Regions from separate parts of the Homo sapiens genome. Here all the other regions are linked to region 1. A link is a loop called in an ENCODE intact Hi-C map of the cell type or tissue named here. Cell type or tissue: PC-9. All regions are shown on one strand. Links, peaks and the distances in the headings refer to the core of each region. The heading gives the core; the rest is flanking DNA.

Region 1 (6,829 bases), core at 2,012-4,511:
GCAGCCACATGGGACCAGTGGCTACTATACTGGACAGCAAGGAGAGACCATTTCCAACATCACAGAAACTGGTACTGGCCAGCACTAAGTAGACTAAGCAGTGTGATTTTTTCTTACGCTTTAGTCTGAAAACATTAGTGATAATAATTGCATCTTTTCTTCCATGAATCTGCAAAATTCAAATTACATTTTGTTTCTTCATAAAGCAAATGTGTACTCCAAAGGCCCGCTCCAAGGGGTAGAGTGGGTTACTTACAAGCAGGTCAGGTAGAGCCCTTGCCCTCTAGTAGCTGGTACCCAGGATGTTAATATGTCCTCTTGTATAATAATGACCGAAGGCTCAAAACCAGTGAGGAAAAAGGAACTCATTAAAAAGTTCAGCAGACAGCAAAATCCATTTTGTTTACAGATTTTAGCTTCATGGTGGACATTAAGCATGAGACACACATTCAACTGGTCACGTGGAAGCTTGACAAGAGAGGATGGCTAAGTACACACAAGCTGATACCCCATCAGAGGAACAACTAGGACGCACGCGTTACTACACAAAGTGGGCCAGACACTTCCAGGCTTTAAAAAAAGCACCCACACAAAAACGTTCAAATACAATGGAAGCCATGTGGTCCAGGGACAGTGGTGCCAAACTTCCCACTGCAAATATTTTCTTACAACAATTTCTAGCATCCTTAACTTCCACGAGTGGTATCCCTAAATACACAGCACCACTGCTCCATTTCATGTGGGCTCTCATGAAGCAGAAAAGCCACAATTAAAACGTGAACAACTTAGCAATAAAGCACAAATTCTAGGATATTTTCACAGGTAAGGAATCTAAGATCCAAAATTCCCCCTCTAACTCCTCAACTTGCAGTCAATGGAAGCCAGGTAAGATTATCCTTATGACCAACAGGAATTGCCTTGTTCTAACACAGATCTTTGTTCATTTAAAAAAAATTCTCCTCTCTGTCCTTCTCTCCATTCCTTCCCTCACTCTTACTGTCTACCCCTATTACATTTAGAAACACAATTGAATTTTTATGAAATCTTGTGATACAGTCAAAGTTTTTTTTTTATTTCAGAAGAATGAGGCATCGCTTACCAAGCAGTGGTTATAGGAATGATTAATATCTAGTCATCTTAAGTTGCAAAAACACATTAAGCTCCTCAGAAGATGCAAATTTTTAAAAAATGCAATAAAGTAATAATTATATTACATACTTGTGACTTCTTGTAAGAAATCCAAACATGGTCGACTACTTCCAGAAATACTTATTGAAACAGCCAATGGGGTCTGTCCTTCATAGTTCCGTGTGTTCGTGTCTGCTCCGTAATTATATAACATCCGTGCACACAGCACATCATCCCTAAGGGCAGATAAGTGTAAAGGAGTCTGTCCGTCTTCTAAGCGACCCAAGTTTGTGTCTGCCCCTCTCTGAAGGAACATTCGGCAATAAGAGTGATTGCTTTTGATCACGGCGTATCGCAACAGGAAACCATTCTGAATGTCGATGTTGGCATTGTGGTCCAGGAGGATTTTCACACAGCTTGACCTCTCTCGGATAATGGCGAGCTGAAGCGGTGTGGTACCTTTATCACTGAGTGGGTCAACCTCAGCCTTGAACTCCAGGAGGAGCCGGACAAATGAGTCCCTGCCGTAGTGGGCAGCCACATGGAGGGGAGTCCAGCCGTCATTGCTTTTTGCATTAATGATGTCGCTCCTGTATTCAGATTCTAACATCAAGCGTGCAATGCGGGCCCGGCCATGCATGGCTGCATAGTGAAGAGCCGTGAAGCCTCCGATTAAGTCTTTAACTGTAGGATCAGCTGGAGTTAAAACCAAAATGAAAGTATTAGCAGACTCCAAGACAAAACAACAAACATTACCATGGCACAGCAAACTGTGGCCAATTCTCATATAAAATGTGAAGCAACCAAACACTGTAATGAATATCAAGTACGTTTTTCCTCAGTTTAATTCAAGTCTGGTTTTAATGGAAAATAAATTTTGTAGAATGTTATCACGTCTGGGTTAATGAAAGGAGAAAGACAAAGTGTTTAAAAAGATATACACAAAAAACACGGAGTACAGATCACCACATCCCCTGTCTTTGCTAATTTAACCAACTGCCTCTGGCTACTCAACTCCTTCATCTCTGCACTGTTTCATGTTTCTCTTCTGTTTTGAACTTTTTGTTTTATTTTCTCTTGTGCTTCTTCTCGGTCTTAAAGAGAAGCATGTGTAGCAACATCTGCTGCTCTAAATTACAGATACACTATGCTCTGGCACACCGTGTTGTTTTAGGGTATATTAAGTAATAAAAAAAAGTTTTTCTGTGGTCTGTAAAAATTCCAAAGCATCTCAGATATATGTCAAGTAATCTTGACAAATTGTTTTTTCACAAGATAGAAGTCTATTCTGAATTCTTAGTTTTACACGAACTTTGGAGTTTATAAGAATTAAGCAATGCATTATGTGAATAACCTCAGCATTGTAAAAATATTTTCTAAAACAGTTCCAAAAACCTCTCCTAATTGACTGATCTCTGGGGAAGGAAAAACAACTATAATAATTTATCTGCTATGTGACTCAAGTCACAGTCTTTTGTCACTGGCCTCAGATCTTTCATTAAGCCAAAGGTTGGTTCTTGATGGCGTTCACCCCATGGCATCCCTGGCTGGGGGCAGAAGACGGACGAGGACTGGTTATGCCGGGCACCTCCTAGAAGTCAGCAATTCCATGTAAAAGATCAATTGATCAGACCTAACTACCCAGGATGAAAATGCTCTCTTGTAAAAGTCACCTTAATTTTTGGCTTGTTAATAAAAGAAAAAAATCATTAATGTTTTACACACACACCTACACATACATACACACACACAGCCTCCACAGGTGAGTGAAAACTCACGTATTGTTTAATAAACGTTATTTAGGTCTAGAACATATTATGACAAATGGTTCTCTTAGAAAAATCTGAGGCAGAAAACTATATGTAAAATAACAATACTGTGGAAAGTATTTCAGTGAAGGAGTTGCTAACAAAACCTATACAAAATAAGATGTTTTTAGGTAAGCCATATCATGTAGATTTCTAAAAACATTTACTGTAAAGTGTCAGTACACAATGGTAGTATTAGTTGTATCTATTTAGGGGAAATAAGGGCATTATATCTACCTTGGTCTTAACTGAAAGAAAAATATACAGTATCTGTTTACCACAGGACTTAAATTTAAGTAGGGTAAGAACATTTTAACACAGCATTTTGCTGCCATCTGCTGGTAAGGCATGAGCATGACACTAATGTTTCCACCGGGCAGATACTGCTGAGCCCTTAAGTCACTCAAGCCGGTTCCAGGTGCATCGCTTACCAGAAGTTCAAAGTCAGGCGTGAAATCTACAAGATGCCCTCCCATTCAAATGAAACAAAACATCTTGCCAGAGGTCATTTCTAATCTATACCTGGCCAGTCAACTGCTGGCAGACATTCCCTCTTAATCTGCAAGTGAAATTTAAGAATACCTTCTTTTCACTTCTCCCACCCTTCAGCCACCATCCTTATTTGTATCCTATACTCGTTCTATTTGACAGTAAAATTAAAATTATGTTACAAAACACTGCACTTGCATCTTTGGTTTCCATTTCAGGTCTCTTTCAGGTTCTATGTACATTTTGAAGCTACACTGAGCTAAGGAAAAACAGAGATTAACACACACAACAATGACCTGCATAGTCTCTGTTAAAATCAAATGGGAGATTAGAAGCAATGAAAATGCAAACAAATGTAATTTAAAGATTATTAGCCCATGAAATAAGGTAAGAAAAATATCTCATTTGTAATAGCAACATAAACTACAAAACGCCTAGACAGAAATTCAGTAAGAAATGGACAAGACGTGAAAACATTAAGTGAACTCATGTCACTCTGTATCCACTCAAATGTCCTTTTATCAAAAAAAGAAAAGCCTTCCCTAAACATTTCATCTAAAACAGCAACCCCACTGAACTTATTACTTTGTCCCCTTAGCAAACATTTTCTCCCCAGGTGGAACTTATTTTAAATAAGCTGTAGCATAATCTCAACAAGTTCATTTAAATTTACGAGAAAAAAATTTAATGTATATAAACAGAAGCAAAGAAACATTACCTATGAATATGAGGGGATTTTTTTTTTTCTAACAGCTTTATTGAGGTAAAATGCATTCACTTTAAGGGTACAGATGATGAGCTTTGATAACTGTATACGAGTATATAACCCACCACCCTATTTAAAATATAGAACATTCCATCATCTCAAAAAGTTCCTTCATCTCTCTTTAGCCCTTCCCAGACTCTGGGTCCCAGGCAAACCACTGGTCAAAAAAGTTTTGTCATTTCTGGAAATTCATATTAATAGAATCATATGTAGACTTCTGTGTTTGACTTACTTCACTTTGCATGATGTTTCCGCCATACTTCCATGTTGTATCGACAGTTCACTCTTTTGTATTGCTGGATAGTACTGTATACTATATAGTTTTTTTAATCAATTGATGAGAAGATGGGCATTTCAGTTCTTACCAATTTGAGCCTATTTGAATAACACTATCATGAATTAATATATGAGAGAGAGACAGACAGAGAGAGAGAGAGACAGAGAGAGAAGGAGAGGGGGACAGAGTGTTTTCATCTCACTTGGGTTCAATACCCACGAGAGACTTGCTGGGTCGTATGTGAAATGCACATGAAACTTTCCTAAGTTCCTTTTTAAATGGCTACACCATCTTACATTCTCATCAGCAATGGATGAGTTCAGATTGTTCTACATCTTGGTATCATTAGTCATTTTAATTTCACTCATTCTAGAGAGGTAAAATCGTGGCTTATTGTGCTTTTAATTTCTATTTCCCTAATAACTAGTTATACTGAACGTATTCATATACTGTTTTGTGAATTGTCTGTTCACCTCCTTTATCCATTTTTATTGGTTGTCTCCTCATTAATGAGTTGTACAAATTCTGTGTATATTCTGGATACAAGCCTTTTGTCAGATGTGTCTTGTAAATATTTTCTCCTAGTTTGTTGCGTGCTTTTTCATTTTCTGTATTATGTTTTGAAGAGCAAAACTCTTAATTTTGATGAAGCCCATTATTTATTTTACAGTTTGTAGTTTTGTATCCTATTTTAAAAATCTTTGCTCAATGCATTGTCACAAAGATTTTTTTTCTTCTAGGAATTTTGCACTTTTAACTCTCACATTTAGATCAATAGCCCATAATTAATTTTTCTGTGTGGTATAACGTAAGTTCAAGGTTCAGTACTCCCCACAAAGATATCTACTTGTTCCAGCACAATTTGTTAAAAGGACTCTTAATGATTTACCCTAGTGTCACTGCTGAAAATCAATTTACCATAAAAGTGTCGCTCTATTTCTTAATTCTGTTTTGTTCCATTGACCTAAAAGTCTCTCCATACACCAATCCCACACTGTCTTGACTACTGTAGCTTATAGTAAGTTTTAATAGCAGGTAGCTTAAGTTCTCTAGCCTTCTTTAAAATTATTAATATTTGGGATAATAAATTTTAGAATCAGCTTGTCAAGTCCTCAAACAAGCCTGCTGGAATTCTGATTAGAACGCCACTGACTCTAAGGATGGCAATCTCTCCAAAATGATCCAAACAATATTGATTCTTCCAAACCATAAACATGGGATAGTTCTCTATATAGGTCTTAATTCTCTTCAGCAATGTTTTATAGCTTATATACGTCATGCATATCTTTTGTTAAATTTATTATTAAATATTTTAAACTTTGTTGCTATTATAATGAGCTAAAATTCCATTTTCCAAATGATGACTGCTGATAGAAATAAAATTGATTTTTATACACTGACTTGTGTATTCTATAACCTACCCAAAATCACTTTTAGTTCTAGAACACATTTGTAGTTTTCTTGCCAGGGTCTACATGCACAATTATGTTCTCTGCAAATACAGTTTGACTTCTTTCTTTCCAATTCATGACCCTTGATTACTGCTCTGCCCTCATTCCACTGGTTAGAACATACAGTAGGATGCTGAATAAAGTGGCAAAAGCACAGACCCTTCCCTTGGTTCCTGATCTTAAAAGGAAAGAATTCAGTAGTTCACCACCCGGGAAGCTGTAGCTTTTCATTGCTTTGGAAATCACCTTCTGCTTCTGGTTTCCCATCTTTCTCATGAAGGTATTTAAGACTGTTCCATTTTCTGAATCTACTGAAATGATTGTTAGGTATTTATGTTTTATTCTAATGTGACAAATTACTCAGCCTATTGATTTTCAGATGTTAAACAAATATTGTACTCCTGGAGTAAATACTACTTGGGCATAATATTTTTTTTTATACACCAATAGACTGGATTTGCCAATATTTCGTTAGGAATTTTGGTATCTATTGTCATGAAAAATATTGGCTTATAGTTTTCTTCCAAGGTCTTTGTTTGGTCTGTATCAGGGCTACACAAGCCTCATACAACAAGCTTGGAAGTGTTCCCTCCTCTGTCAAAAAATTTGTGTAGAATCCTTATTTACGTCCTTTAATATCTGAAATAATTCAATGAGAAGCCAGCTGGACCTAAAGTCTTCTCAGTGAAAAGTTTTAGTTATGAGCTAGACTTCTTAAATTGATATAAGGCTATTAATCTATTTTTTCCTTGGGTCAGTTTTAGCATCAGTTTTGTGCATCAGGAAATCTGTCCATTTTTCCTAATGGCACAAAGGTGCCCATTATACTCCTAATCTTTTTGATGTCTAGAGGATCTGTAGTGACATATCCCTTCCACTCTTTTTAAATTTTTTATTGGTATGTGATATT
Region 2 (6,829 bases), core at 2,818-5,317, 79 kb before region 1:
ACTAACGCTGTGCTGAGGGCAGTGCAGCCTGAAGGGCTTTGAGGAAGGGAAACCGTATAATCCGAACCCAAGCCCAGTTAGCATGGAAGCAACACAGCCATCTGCAGAGACAAGCCCAGCCCTCTTAACTGTCAACCCAAGATCAGTCAAGGGATCCAAGATACAGGTTCTGCCATTCCCAAATTGCACACACATCTTTCTCCACCAAGTGGCTGCTTATGAGCAACTGGGACGAAAGCATGCACCTAATCCCTTAGGTCCATGACAACAGGGCAGGTAGGGGTGGAGGTGGAGGTGGCGGCAATGGTGGAGATGGTAGAGCTTGTGGTGATGGTGCTTGTGGAGGAGGCGGTGATGACCACGGTGAGGAATAGCAGTGGGTAGGCCGATCCTGGTTCAGATGGAATTGGGTTGGCACTCCTTCCCGCAAGAGCATGAGCAACTGCACCGCTGGATCTTATACTCAGGAATTTTCCGATAGATTTAACACTTCAGAGGCACAACTGCCCCTTCCTACTAGAGCTTAAAGAGCACATCGTAACCTGGGCCCGACATCAACCTGTCTTTCCTTCTGCTCACTTTTCCAGGGGTTCCGTCCATTTCTGTGGCTGTTGACTCCCAAGTCCGTGTTTCCAGCCCAGAACCCTCCCCTGAGCCTCAGTTCCTACATGGTAGTTCTTCAGGACATCCTGTGTCTGTTCTGCGATCAAACTCAGCATGTCCAAATGAGCTATTTTTTAACTTCCATCCTGGTCTCAAACCTACCATCATTCTACATTCTCTATCATGATGAATCCATGCAGACACGAATCAGAAATTCCTACTATGTCCTGCACTCATCATCACCACCTCCCCTATGACCACTCTACCATCACCTGTACGAACACCTCCATGACCTCAACCTCCACCTTCACCCCCATTTCCACCCCCATCCCCACACCCACCACCTCCACCTCCACCATCGTCACCACTTTTACCTCCTTTACCTCTGCCACCACCACCACCACCAATATAAACACCATCATCATCTCCACCTCCACCTCCACCTCCACCATGACCTCCACCTCCACCTCCACCTCCACCATGACCTCCACCACCACCTCCACCTCCATCATGACCTCCACCTCCACCTCCACCTCCACCACCACCATCACAACTTCCACCACCACCTCCAATATAAACACCATCATAATCTCCACCTTCACCTCCATTTCTACCACCACCATCTCCACCTACACTACTTTTACCTCCACCTCTACCACTAACAACATCAACACTATCATCACCTCCACTGCCTCATCTTCGCCTCTAGCTTCTCTTCCACCACTATCACCTCCACTGCCTCATCTTCGCCTCTAGCTTCTCTTCCACCACCATCACCATCATTGTCACCTCTAGCTTCCATCACCACCACCACCACCACCAACACCACCTCCACCTCCATCACCTCCACAGTCTTCACCACCACCTCCACCTCCACCTCCAACACCACACACACATACACAAAACTTTGTGTGCATACACACACACACACATGCACACACTCCTACTGGGTCAGGTCACCTACTTTTAGTGATTCTTTCTCCTAAATTCTCTAGAGTCTGCCCCTATGTCAATCTTGCCATATCCAGCTCTGCACTCTTCATCTTCCTCTCCTCCCATCTGGCCTAGACACAGCTGTTACAGTGACCTTTCTAGAGGGCTTAAAGCCTGCAATGACTTCTTACCACATGCCCCCAGACTTTCCCAAATGTGCCCTAAAAGAAAGAGTCTTGATCATATTTGGAAAATGCTGAGTTAAAAAACTTAAATGCTTATGTTTACTGTAAGCTTTGTCACAGCCTTTAATATAAATGGGTATTGAGCCACATCTAGAGGAAGAATAGAGTTTCCCATAACTTGCTGGGGCTCCTCAGGGAAAAGTGGATACTGAACCACCTCTTTGGCTCTTGCTTCCCTTTCTCTGCCTTAAAAACCCTTATTCTGCTGATAAGAATAAAGGTTCCTTACACATCTTCCAAGGTGAATGTGGTCAGCCCCTCTCTACTCCTTCCTCACTCCTTCTCCAATACTGTAATCATCTGTCTCCATTTCTGATTTCCCCACTTGTCTGGAAGCTCCCTAAAGCAGGGAATAATAGTGATCTCCTGGGCCAACACAGCAATCAAGAAATGGTGTGTGTCCCATTCGTGTTTGTGGAGTAACTGTTGAATGTTTACTGATCTGGGCAAGAAAAGTTGAAGCAAAACCAGTGGTCTACTGGAGTGATGTGCCCACCCTCTGCATCTCAGGCCCTCTTCTCCCTCCAACACCTCAGCTCACTGCCCTGGACCCTGCCTCCACCCCTCCATCAATGTCGCTCTTACTCATGTCACCAGTGGTTGGAACCACTAACTCCCCCTGGCACATTTCTGCTTTCAGCCAACTCAACTTCTCAGCAGAATTCTACACAGTCCACCCTGTGGTCTCTCTGAGACACTCTCCAGCCCAGCCCCTGCCTGGTTTTCCTCCCACCCCTCTGGCTACTACGCTGTCCTGGTCTCCTTTACTGGCCTGGGCCTCTCTATCCTTCTGGCCAATGCTGGCATCCCTTCAGGCTTGGACCTTGTTCTCCTCATCCCCTGCTGGGCTCTGTCCATTAGCAGTTTCCTGACCCTTCCCAGCTGCTCCATGGCTGTGACTATCCCCATCCTCTGATGACCTGTCATGATGTGTCTGCCCCAGACTTCTCCTTGGACCTTCCAGTCTGATCTCACTAACTGCCCAATGGACTAATGTCCTTTAATATCTCACTGGCACCTCAAACTCAGTGTAGCCAAAATCTTAACTCTTGATCTTCCCCTCCAACCTAATCTGCCTCCGGTATTTTCGCATCTCCATAAATGGCTCATCCATCTGGCTTACCTCCATGGCTTGGCCAAAGTTAGTTCCTCTACACAGATCTTCTTATAAATGTATTTTTTTGCAATAAGAATAATAAATATGTGACCTGCACTTTTAAAATACCATGTATAGGCCAGGTGAGGTGGCTCATGTCTGTAATCCAAACAGTTTGGGAGGCGGAGGCAGCCAGATTGCTTGAGCTTGAGACCAGCCTGGGCAACATGGTGAAACCCCATCTCTGCCAAAAATACAAAAATTAGTCAGTCATGATGACGTGCACCTGTAGTCCCAGCTACTTGGAAGGCTGAGGCAGGAGAATCACTTGAGCCCAAGAGGCAGAGGTTGCAGTGAGCCAGGATCACACCACTGTATTCCTGCCTGGGTGACAGAGCAAGACCCTGTCTTTAAAAAAAAAAAAAGTAATCATCTTGGTTTACTGAAACTCTTTGTTATTGATTAGCAAATCCCCATTTCCCCCTGCTCTGGCCCCTGGAAATCACCATTCTACTCTCTGCTTCTATGAGTTTCACTATTTTCAATATCTCAGATGTAAAATCATGAAATATTTGTCCTTCTGTGACTTGTTCATTTCACTTAGCATAATGTCTTCCAGGTTCATTTATGTTGTTGCAGACAGCAGTATTTTCAGCTTTTTCAAGACTGAATAATATTCCCTCATGTGTCTATACCACATTTTCTTTATCTATTTATTCTTTGAAGACACTTAGGTTGTTTCCACATCTTTGCTAGTGTGACTCATGCTGCAATGGCAGAGGAGCGCAGACGTCTCTTCAAGATCCTGATTTCAGTTCTTTAGAACAAATACCCAGTAGTGGGATTGTTGGATCATAATAGGTCCATTTTTACTTTTTTGAGGAATCTCCATACTGTTTTCCAGAGTGGCTGCACCATTTTGCATTCCTACCCAGTGTGTGAGGGTTCTAAATTCTCCACACCCTTGTCAACACGTATCTTTTGGGCTTTGGTAATAGCTATCTTGACAGGTGTGAGATGCTATCACTTTGAGGTTTTGGTTTGTGTTTCCTGGTGATTAGCGATGCTGAGCATTCTTCCCAGTCCACCCGTTTCTCTTGATCCTCATTGCCACCAGCCAATCCAAACACCAACCTCTCTATTGCTTGCATTCTTGTGGCAGCCTCCAAACAGGTCTCCTGGCATGTTCCTATCACAAAAGGCAGCAGCCTCACCCTTCTCAGCGGATCAACAAGAAACTCCCTTCTTGCCTCCTGGAGGCTCAGGGCTCTTAGACATTCTGCTTGTGTCACGCATAATGGAGCTTGCTTTAGTTTCCTGGGGCTGCCAGAACAAATACCATAGACAGGGTGGCTTAAACAAAGGATGTTTATCATCTCACGGTTCTGGAAGCTGCAAGTCTGAGATCAGGGTGTCAGCAGGGCTGGTTCCTTCTAGGGGCCATAAGGGAGAATCCGTCCCAGGCCTGTCTCTCTCCTGGTGGGTTGCTGGCTATCTTTGGTGTTCCTCGTCTGGTAGACCCCCGCCTTCATCTTCACTTGGCATTCTTCCTGTGTGCGTGTCTGTATCCAAGTTTCTCATCTTTATAAGTTCACCAGTCATATTGGATTAGAGGCCCACTCTATTCCAGTATGGCCTTTTCCTAATTTAACTAATTGCATCTTCAATGACTCTATTTCCAAACAATTAGGGCAAGTTCTAAAGTACTAAAGCATTAAGACTTCAACTTCAGTTTTAGGGGCAGAGCCTGTCCACAGGTCCAAAGAAGACGTCACAGAGCCCTGGGTCAGCTGGCACGGGTGGGGGTCTCTCTGTGGTTGGTAGCACATGGACAGGGTGAGCATTGGTAGCACATGGACAGGGTGAGCATTGGTAGCACATGGACAGGGTGAGCATTGGTAGCACATGGACAGGGTGAGCATTGGTAGCACATGGACAGGGTGAGCATTGGTAGCACATGGACAGGGTGAGCATTGGTAGCACATGGACAGGGTGAGCATTGGTAGCGCATGGACAGGGTGAGCATTGGTAGCGCATGGACAGGGTGAGCATTGGTAGCGCATGGACAGGGTGAGCATTGGTAGCGCATGGACAGGGTGAGCATTGGTAGCGCATGGACAGGGTGAGCATTGGTAGCGCATGGACAGGGTGAGCATTGGTAGCGCATGGACAGGGTGAGCATTGGTAGCGCATGGACAGGGTGAGCATTGGTAGCGCATGGACAGGGTGAGCATTGGTAGCGCATGGACAGGGTGAGCATTGGTAGCATATGGACAGGGTGAGCACCCAGTGTGGAAGGCATATGGTGGAGTGGCCAGCGTTATGAGGCCCTCAGACACTGCCTGGCCTAGGAAGGTCACTTTTGAATGAAGGGACCTTCACCCACCTCCAGAGAAGGCGGGGATCTCCGCTACATCTCTGGTGAGGAGATTGAGTGGGGGCCTCCACAGGGCTCCCCAGAACTCTTGCCAGCTCAGCTCTGAAAGCCCCAGTCACCAACAAGCTCTGGGGATGAAGCTGGGTGGCCGCTCACCCTGGCAGGGCCATGGCTCTAGCACCTTACTTATCTGCTGCCCAGAAGGTGCCGGCCCTCCCCTTCCTCATTCACCCTGTCGCCAAGAACTGAGGGCCGGCCAGAGCCTTCCCAGCACTTGCAAGATAAATGGGAGTGAGCAGACATTTCCGTAGCCCGACTCCCTTTCTGTGGCTGCCTGGTCCACTTCAAGGTCCGCAGACTCCACTCCAGAAGAGCAGCAGCGCGAAGAGAACTTCTCCTGACATGGAGGTGTGCAAAGGGTGCACCTACGACAGCTGCTCCAGGTCGCTGGGCTCCATGGTCTGTGTGAGCCTTAGCACTGGGAAGGCACGGAGGGCCCTTCACATTGACATTTTATCTCCATTAAAGATGGCAGAGGGATTCCTGTGATGAGGTTAGCTCATCACAACCATGAGTCCCCCTCTTCCCTCCCACACAGCTGGGCTCCCAAGATTTCAAGAGTGCCCATAGCCGGCGAGCCGCAGCCTGGGCACAAACAGCTGCTCAATAAAGACCTCCTGGCTGCTTCTTTATTCCCTATCGGCATGCCCAGCTTCCTCCTGGGACTCCCTCCCAAAGTAGGATTCTCTGATTATCTTTAGCTGACCTCTCTCCCAAGTTCCCCTGCGCTGTCTCTGGCCAGGATAACAGCATCACCACTTTCAGTTGCCTCAGCCAGAGATGTTGACTCCTCATAGCTTGTCCTCTCTGAGGCCCCTGGCTTCTGTCTCCCTATTTCCCTTGAGCCCTGCCGCATCTTTCCACGCAGAGAACCTCCCATCAGGCCTGCACTTGGCCTTGCCCTTAGCGTGATGATGGCCTTTGCTCTTGGCTCCGCTCTGGTGGGTTCTTTCCGTCCCATCCAACCTCCTCTCTGCCTCCAGAGCCCCAGGACAGCTTGAGAGCCTGTACCACCCGATGGTACACTGTTTGGACATGCATAGTCTGGCCTCTGCCTATTTGGCTTGACTTCCCCTGGCCAGCCTGCACCATCCTCTAAACATCCATGCCCTTCACCTCCTGCCTCAACCACACCAAGCCACTTTCTATCCCACACCAGGTAATGCTGTTTCCTACCATTGTACTTTTCACCACTACGTCCCTCCCTTTTGGAACACTCTTCTTCTAGTCCTCTAGCCCATGAACCCTTATTCATCCTCTGAGGCCCAACTCCAACATCGACTTCTGTGACATCAGCCTGAGTCACCCCACTCCTTCATGTCTTCTCCCAGAGCAGGTTGGAACCTCATCCACATTGGATTTATCACTTCCTATTGTAATCCTTTGTCAACCAGCCAGTCTCTCCCACAAGAGTCCCAAAAGTTCTCAAATGCCAGTGTGCACAAAATCACCTGCAGCATGATAAACAGCAGGTCACCTGGTTCCACGACCAAGATTCCAATCTGGGGCCCAGGA
Region 3 (6,829 bases), core at 1,401-3,900, 250 kb before region 1:
GAGGCAAATCAGTCTTGGACCAGGCAGAAGCCAACGGAGAACTCATTACATAAAAGCAAAGAGACATCATGGTATTTGTGGGTCAGGCCCCAGTGAAGCCACACACACATGCACACACACATACACACATACACATGCATGCACACATGCACACACACACATGCACACACACACAGCCTGCCAGTTCACAGCTGCCAGAGATTTCCCCTTGGTCTGTCTTCCAGTGGATGAGAGTTGTGGCCCAGCCAGGAGAGAACATGGAGGGTAAGGTCGAGAGAGTTGGTTGAGTACCCAATAGTTCTCTCCTTTCTTGCCAGTGGAATCCCATGTTATCGAGGGTGGTAGTGGGCTTTGATAAACATATTTCCCAGCCTCTCTTGCAGAAGTATAAGCTGAAGTTTTTGGTTTGGGCTTCCAAAGAAGCTCTTAGGCATGGTGGCTTATGCCTGTAATCCCAGCACTTTGGGAGGTCGAAGTGGGAGGATCACTTGAGGCCAGGAGTTCAGGACCAAAGAAACTCTTTACATGGGACTGAGTCAGCTGAAAGGCTCTTCTTCCTTTCTGCTGCCTGGAACACAGACATGAGAGCTGGGTCTCCAGCAGCCATCATGTAACCATAATGCAATTCTGAAATGCAAGTTCCATGGTAAGGAAGTTGGAAGAGACACTTAGGAAGAACGTGGGTCCCTGATGGCCCTGGAACCAGCCCTTCATCCCTGGATATTTTTTCTTGGATTTTTTTTTCATGTGAGAAAAAGGAAAATCCCTATATTATTAAAGCCCACCATTTGGGTTTTCTGTTATATGTGGCCAACTTAATCCTAAGCAGCATAGCTGGCTGTTGGCCATCGCTATGACAAGAAGAGCAAAATTTTAACTCAAGTGGAATAATGATCTCATTTTTGTATAAACGGAGCAGCACAGACATAAAACTCTTATCACCATCTCTGTTATTTTGACCTTAATCAAATAACCTTGATGCGCTGTGCTCAGGTTTATAGTATGTTAAAAAACAAAGACAAAAACTAGCTCTGGGATGGAATAAATGGAGTAAGCTCACTGATTCATTGGATGATGAGGTCCTACTAGGGAAGAGAATCTCTTTGGTACAAAAGCCCCGTGGAGCTGCCATCCTCTGGTGCTCATAGGTGTTAGTTGTGTCCTCACATCTACTGAGGAAGGCACCAACACTCAGAAAGATTGAGTGACTGAAAAAGTCCCTGGGTCACCCAGACCTGGAAGATACTTGGTCAGGCCAGCACTCAAATCAGGCAGCAAGAAGTCAGACTTTGTTTTAAAGTAAACAAAATGTCACTCCATATAATCAGTGAATTTTGCTCATAATACTTCACACCCCTCAATACCACCACCGGCAAGTCTCAGTGATGTGAGAAGTTGTTTGCAGACTTTCCAATCTCCTTCAAAATTCAAGAATTCTGAATTTTGAACCACACTTCTTGGGGTTTCAGTTCAATTTACTCCAGACAAAACATACTTCCTGGTTAAAAGGAAAATTGTTTAAGGGGTCTTACAAAAGAAAGGGTTCAGGAAGATTCTTGGACACAAAGTGGTTCTTGCTAAATAATTGTCCTGAGATAAGCCTAAGAGAATCAGAAACACACACATTGAATTTCCCTTGAAATTCACATGGGTATACCACTGTCGGGAAAGGGGGCTTAGCAACATGCATTTTGCCAAACCCAAAATGTTTGAAAAATGATTTGAGTATGTGCACGTTTGGCAAATCACTCTTGGGTTCATCTATCCTAGCCCCACAGTGACAAGACTTTCCCCCTGCCCTTCATCCGGGACCCCCTGTAAAGGAGCATTAGTTACCCAAGAATCTTCCCTTGGATTTTTGCCATGCTGTGAGTCCTGGGGTGGAGACCAAGGTGGGGGATGGAGGGGTTGTCAGAATCTGTGTTCTCATGGGAATGCCTGGGGATCCTCTTGCAGTTGTGTCTTTGTGTAATGAGAGTTACTCAGGCAGCACTCTTGAGGTTCCCCTGTAATCAGAAAGCGTCTATAAAGCACATCATGTCTTATAACATGTTTAGGCAGACAGGAAGCCTGTTATGTATGTAGCAGAGAGGAAACCTATTTATGTATATTTTCATCTAGTTTCATATGGCATTATGGTGATTCTAAAACACTCCACCCCCAGGGGAATAGATTAATTAGTGACCTATAGTATTTTCATACCTATAATGTCCTTTATTATTGAGCATATCTGCAAGCACTGAGTTTGCATCACATTACACTCTATTATACATTACATTGTATTATATATTATATTATTTGCAAAGATAGTTCATCAATTAAGAGACAATGAATTGGATATGGTGTATTTTCCACCAGTGAGAGTAAATAAACATGAATATTAGGAACAAAACATGGGATTATAGACTTTATAAGGTGCATGTCAATGTGCATCTTCTATATTCCATGGATACTTCAGCTATCATGAATTTCAGCGCATTTTTTTTTTAATCCCAGGAAGTCCTAAGCTTTTCCACCTGCTTACAATGTCCAGAGATTTCACTGCACTTCTCCTGTTGGCCACTAGATGTCACAGGACCAAGTTGAGTAGGAAGTTGCCACTGAAGTTCCTTCTATGAGAGAAGCAGGTATTTCCCAACTTAGCAATAAATGGCATTGCAAGAGCTTGTTCACAGTACAGTGCCCAAAACTTCAGTTGCACCACAGACATGATGCTAGAACTGGTGATTAGTGCCCAGGCTAGCCCACAAAAGCCTACTCGCTTCTCCATAAGCCTAAAATGGGTTCCTAGCTTTGAGATCAAACAGATGTGGGTGCTGTTCTCAGCTCAGGGAGAAATTGGGCCTAATCTTTTTCAACCACTGTTTCCTTTTCTGAAGATGGGAGTAGTAATTCCTGCTCAGCAAGGGAGTCATGGGGGTAGGTGAGGTGGAGGTGCGACAAGTACATTTGCAAGAAGATAGACAAGACGTCACTGCTGCCTGACCCTTGATGAAGCTCACAGAAAGCACCACCCAGAACCTTGTCCTACTGGCTGTGAGGCATCACCCCTGAGCTGGCTGCTCTGTTGGGCCCTGGGTGCCCACCTCATCCCCATCCCTACCTGTCCCTCTCACAGACAAGACAACCCAGACCCCCCAATAGAAATTTGCAAAGGAATTGCAAAAGGATAAATAATGGCAAAGGATAAGTGTGTATGAGCCTAGGAGTTTAGCCTTGCAGGCGGGTAGACTGGGAAGGATTCCCACGGGGCATTTGCCAGCCTCATTGTTTCATCTCCCTTGGTCACAGATTCCTCGTCTGTAGAAGATGATGGTTCCTCCTTCATGGGATGAGAAATGCAACTGAGATCGCTGATGTGACAGGGCCAGCCCCTGCCTGGCGTATGGTGGATGCTCGGTTTATGTCACTTGAGAGACTTTCTTGCTAGGGAGATGGACTTCAGTCTCTTCCTTCAGCCCTGGCCAAGAAGCCTCCAGCTGGGCGGGCAGCTTCTCAACCCTTCTAGAACTTTCTTCCCGGTCTTCTCTCTGATCTGTGCTACAGGCGGCTTTCAGCAGCTCCAGACTCTTCTCTGGCTCATGCCAGGCTCCATTCCCCCAACACCCATCCCTTCACTTGTATTTATGCTTCACTGCAACACAGCAGACACTTTTGGGGCTTCTTCTAGGAATCTATCTGGCTTTGGGTTTCTGAACACCCAACTCTGCCCCGACTCGCTTCTCTCTCTCCTGTTTCATTAGCCATGTATCAGGGCTGATTCTTCTCAGTCTTTTTAGTTTCTTCCCCATGCTGCCTCTCAGGCATTGGTGGGGCACTGGCAGCACTGTGTAGACAAGGATCTTGACTCTCATCAGAATGTCCTGATTGATTAGTGATGTCTTTCGTGGGCACAGGATGCAGGCAAGCCCTAGAAACTGGCCTTCTAACGTGGTGACATGCACAGGGGTCACCAGGGATCTTGTTGACAGGCAGGTTGCATTCATAGGTCTGATGTGGGGCTCAGGGTTCTGCCCTTCTAACAAGCTATTAACAAGTATCTAACAAGCTACTAACAAGTATCTAACAACAAGCTACCAGCAAGTATCCTCCCTAGACTGGCAGCATGAGCATTTACTGGGAGCTTGATAGAAATGCAGACTCCCAGGCCCTGCCCTAGACTTATTGAGCCGGAATCTGCAGGTTGACAAAAGCCCCACCCAGGAGCTTCAAATACACATCATGGTATGAGAAGGGCCACCAGGCTCTGGTCTGGCTAATACCTGGCCTCTTAGGAAAAGCAATCCCTGCCCCACCAAGAGCCCACCTTGTCAGAATGGCTGAAACGAGCTCCTCTTTTTCTTGTTCTCTGTTTATTTTCAGGGTGGAGATGACATCACCTTCTACTGTGAGACCAAGGATAGCCCAATACTGGTCCCAGTCAAGATCCCAACTGCCCCCACTGTTTAGAGGCTCCTTACAGCTATACCCAAGGGAGTGTTTTTGAAGGATTTTAATCAACACACTTTTATAAGATGAGAGCCTAGAAGTACCAGGGCAAGACTATTAACAAGAGGTTCTATCTTCATTATATTGCATGCAAATTGCTCTTTATACTGCTCTTGAATTCTGGGGCTTGAGGAAGGCAGGCTTACTGAGAAGGGATGTATACTCTGGGGAAGAAGGAGGGACCCTCTGTGTACAGTGGAAGTTAGGCCCTGTGCCCATCGGAGAGGCTGCAATGAATCTTACCAGGCTAAGAGCCCCACTTTGGGATGTGAGGCCCCAGGGGCAACAGGGCACGACAAAGTGTTTCCCCAGAATGGCTGAAGGGGGACATCAAAGGGACAAGTGTGGACAGTGGACAGTTGAAGCAGGCAATGGGAAGGCAGAACTGAGAGACGGCCCCAAGCCTCAGGTTGCAGAGGTGAGGCAAGGACAGAGTGGGGCCGTCCACGTGGGCTCAGAGCAGCCGCCCTGACTCAGGCTGAGTGGCTTGAGATGAAGGCTACAGGCAGGCTGTCTCAGGCACTCAGCCCCGTCCGGTAGTGGCCCAGGCTCCTCCGTGAGAGCATTGACTTTAGGAGTTGTGCATATTCCAACTCAGGAGGTGGCCACATTATTATATACATATGATTTTGTAGACACAGAATTATAATGATGTATTTATTTATGTAGTTCTTCTTTGCCATCGGTCTTCTTTACTAGACAGAGCTCCCATTTATGGTATGAACTGAGAGAGATTCAGTAGCTAGTTCCAGGCTCCCCGGCTCCGGCACTTGCATCTCTAACCCCTGGGGTACCTGGTGGAGGTCTCTAACCCTCAGCTTCCTTCTCTGCAAAAGTGGGTGGCTTGGTAGTGCACAGCTATGGGGACAGCATGGTGTCCCTGTGCTGGGATGTTAAGGAAATGGACCTCTCCAGGTGGGGGTGCTGGTGCTGGTGCTGGCTGGGTGTGTGGTCACCCTTCAGCTGCTCAAGGAGGGGTCTCCAAGGCTACGGCGCATTTATTGGCCAAGGTTAGCCTTGTGATTGGTCCCAATGGAATGGAATGGAAAATTGACTGAGGGAAGAGAAATTTTTCTGTGATACCCGAACAAAGGCCTTCTGAAGTGGAACTAACTAAAGCATGAGGAATGACCCGGAGAATGAAGGAATAAAGCCTAGTGCTACACTACTCTCCTGCCCAATTCCCAATCCCTTTCCACTCAGAATCAGCTGCCCCCCGCCCAGCAAGGACTCCCACGATCTCCCTCTACACTGCCTCGGTGCTGGCTGGCCAGGGTGCCCTCTGTTGCTAAAACAGAATCACTCACTTCAACTCATGGCCTTTGCGATCACCACTGCTCCTGCCTGGAGTGCTCTTTTCCTCAGATCTTTGCATGACTGATCTCTCCTCAGGAAAGTCTCAGCTTAAATGCCGCCCCCTCAGAGAGGCCTCCCCTGACCAGTCTGTCTGAAACCCCACGACCTCACCCTTCCCTCCCACATCCCTTTCTGTCATCTTTATGGCCCTGATTATACATTTCCTCTTTGTTTGCTGACGGACTCCTGATTCTAGAACTGAAGCGCAAAAATGCAGGGGACTCGCCCACCCCGACACCAGCCACCAGGTGGCGTCATTAACCCAGGACAGCTTGGTACCTACTATTGCAAGGGGTCCCCAAATACTCAAAATTGGCACCTTCACCAACTAGGAGTTGGATAGTTTATTAGCAGATTTGCAGTCAATGCATCAGGACTAATAGTCTTTCCAGAACAAATTAAAATGAGGCCTTAGGTTGGTGTCATAAAAAACAAGTTCTGCTTGTTTTCCCACTCGTGCCTGGGACGTTTATAGATGAAGTAACCCTGTCAGTGCTTAGCATAGTGTCGTATCCCTGGCGGAGACCAGAGAGATCTCCAAAACCTAAGTCTTTAGAAAGTCTGCACCTGTGGCACAAGCGTGTGTCCATGGCCATGGAGTTAGCTGTTAGCGAGGGTGGAGGAGCCCAGGCCACCTGACTCCCAGCCTGGGATGCCTTCTTCCATGCCATGTGGAAACCCATGACCCCAGGCCTGTGCCAAAGCACCCTCTTGGTTTGTATTTTGTAAGAGGTAGAATGGTTAATCCTGAACAGAGTGGACTTCTGGTAAGCCAAAGGGTTTTTTGCTCAGTTACAAAGCATTTTAGGAGCTAGGCACCATAACTGCAGAAAAATAAGACATCCCTCAAAGAGTCTGTAATGTAATGGAGAGAATAACTATGTCTGGTAGAATAATGAGTGATGAATTCAAGATGCTAATGACATCCTGGAGAGGAAAGAGTAGAGGTAAGGGATGGTCCTCTTGGGTATAGGGAAGGTTTTTA

What was found. A loop is a pair of places that touch in the nucleus more often than their neighbours do. Peaks named below come from ENCODE experiments on the same cell type or tissue, not always from the same donor. Only the 100,000 strongest peaks of a DNase experiment are listed, where the experiment ranks them.
Region 2: a loop joins it to region 1, with 9 times the contacts of the local background. A loop is called at or near these places in 3 of 110 quality-filtered maps.
Region 3: it touches region 1 in a loop (8-fold over the local background); 102 of 110 quality-filtered maps call a loop at or near these places.

The regions. Positions count from the first base shown.
Region 1 is chr15:100,624,432-100,631,260 of GRCh38, reverse strand. It overlaps ASB7 (ankyrin repeat and SOCS box containing 7), which reads right to left. Exons shown (of 6, transcript NM_198243.3): 5 at 1,219-1,824. Among named protein-coding and RNA genes, the nearest start is that of ASB7, 25 kb to the right of the region's middle. In PC-9, for the core only: CTCF peaks have their summits at 3,075 and 3,276 (motif pointing left); a DNase peak (open chromatin) is centred at 3,260; H3K27ac peaks cover 1,427 bases.
Region 2 is chr15:100,704,654-100,711,482 of GRCh38, reverse strand. No RefSeq gene overlaps it. Among named protein-coding and RNA genes, the nearest start is that of ASB7, 110 kb to the right of the region's middle. In PC-9, for the core only: no CTCF peak of the experiment used is centred there; a DNase peak (open chromatin) is centred at 4,002; H3K27ac peaks cover 1,903 bases.
Region 3 is chr15:100,869,000-100,875,828 of GRCh38, reverse strand. It overlaps GCAWKR (gastric cancer associated WDR5 and KAT2A binding lncRNA), which reads right to left. Exons shown (of 4, transcript NR_160703.1): 4 at 1-2,006. Among named protein-coding and RNA genes, the nearest start is that of ALDH1A3, 7.4 kb to the left of the region's middle. In PC-9, for the core only: CTCF peaks have their summits at 2,336 and 2,536 (motif pointing right); a DNase peak (open chromatin) is centred at 2,608.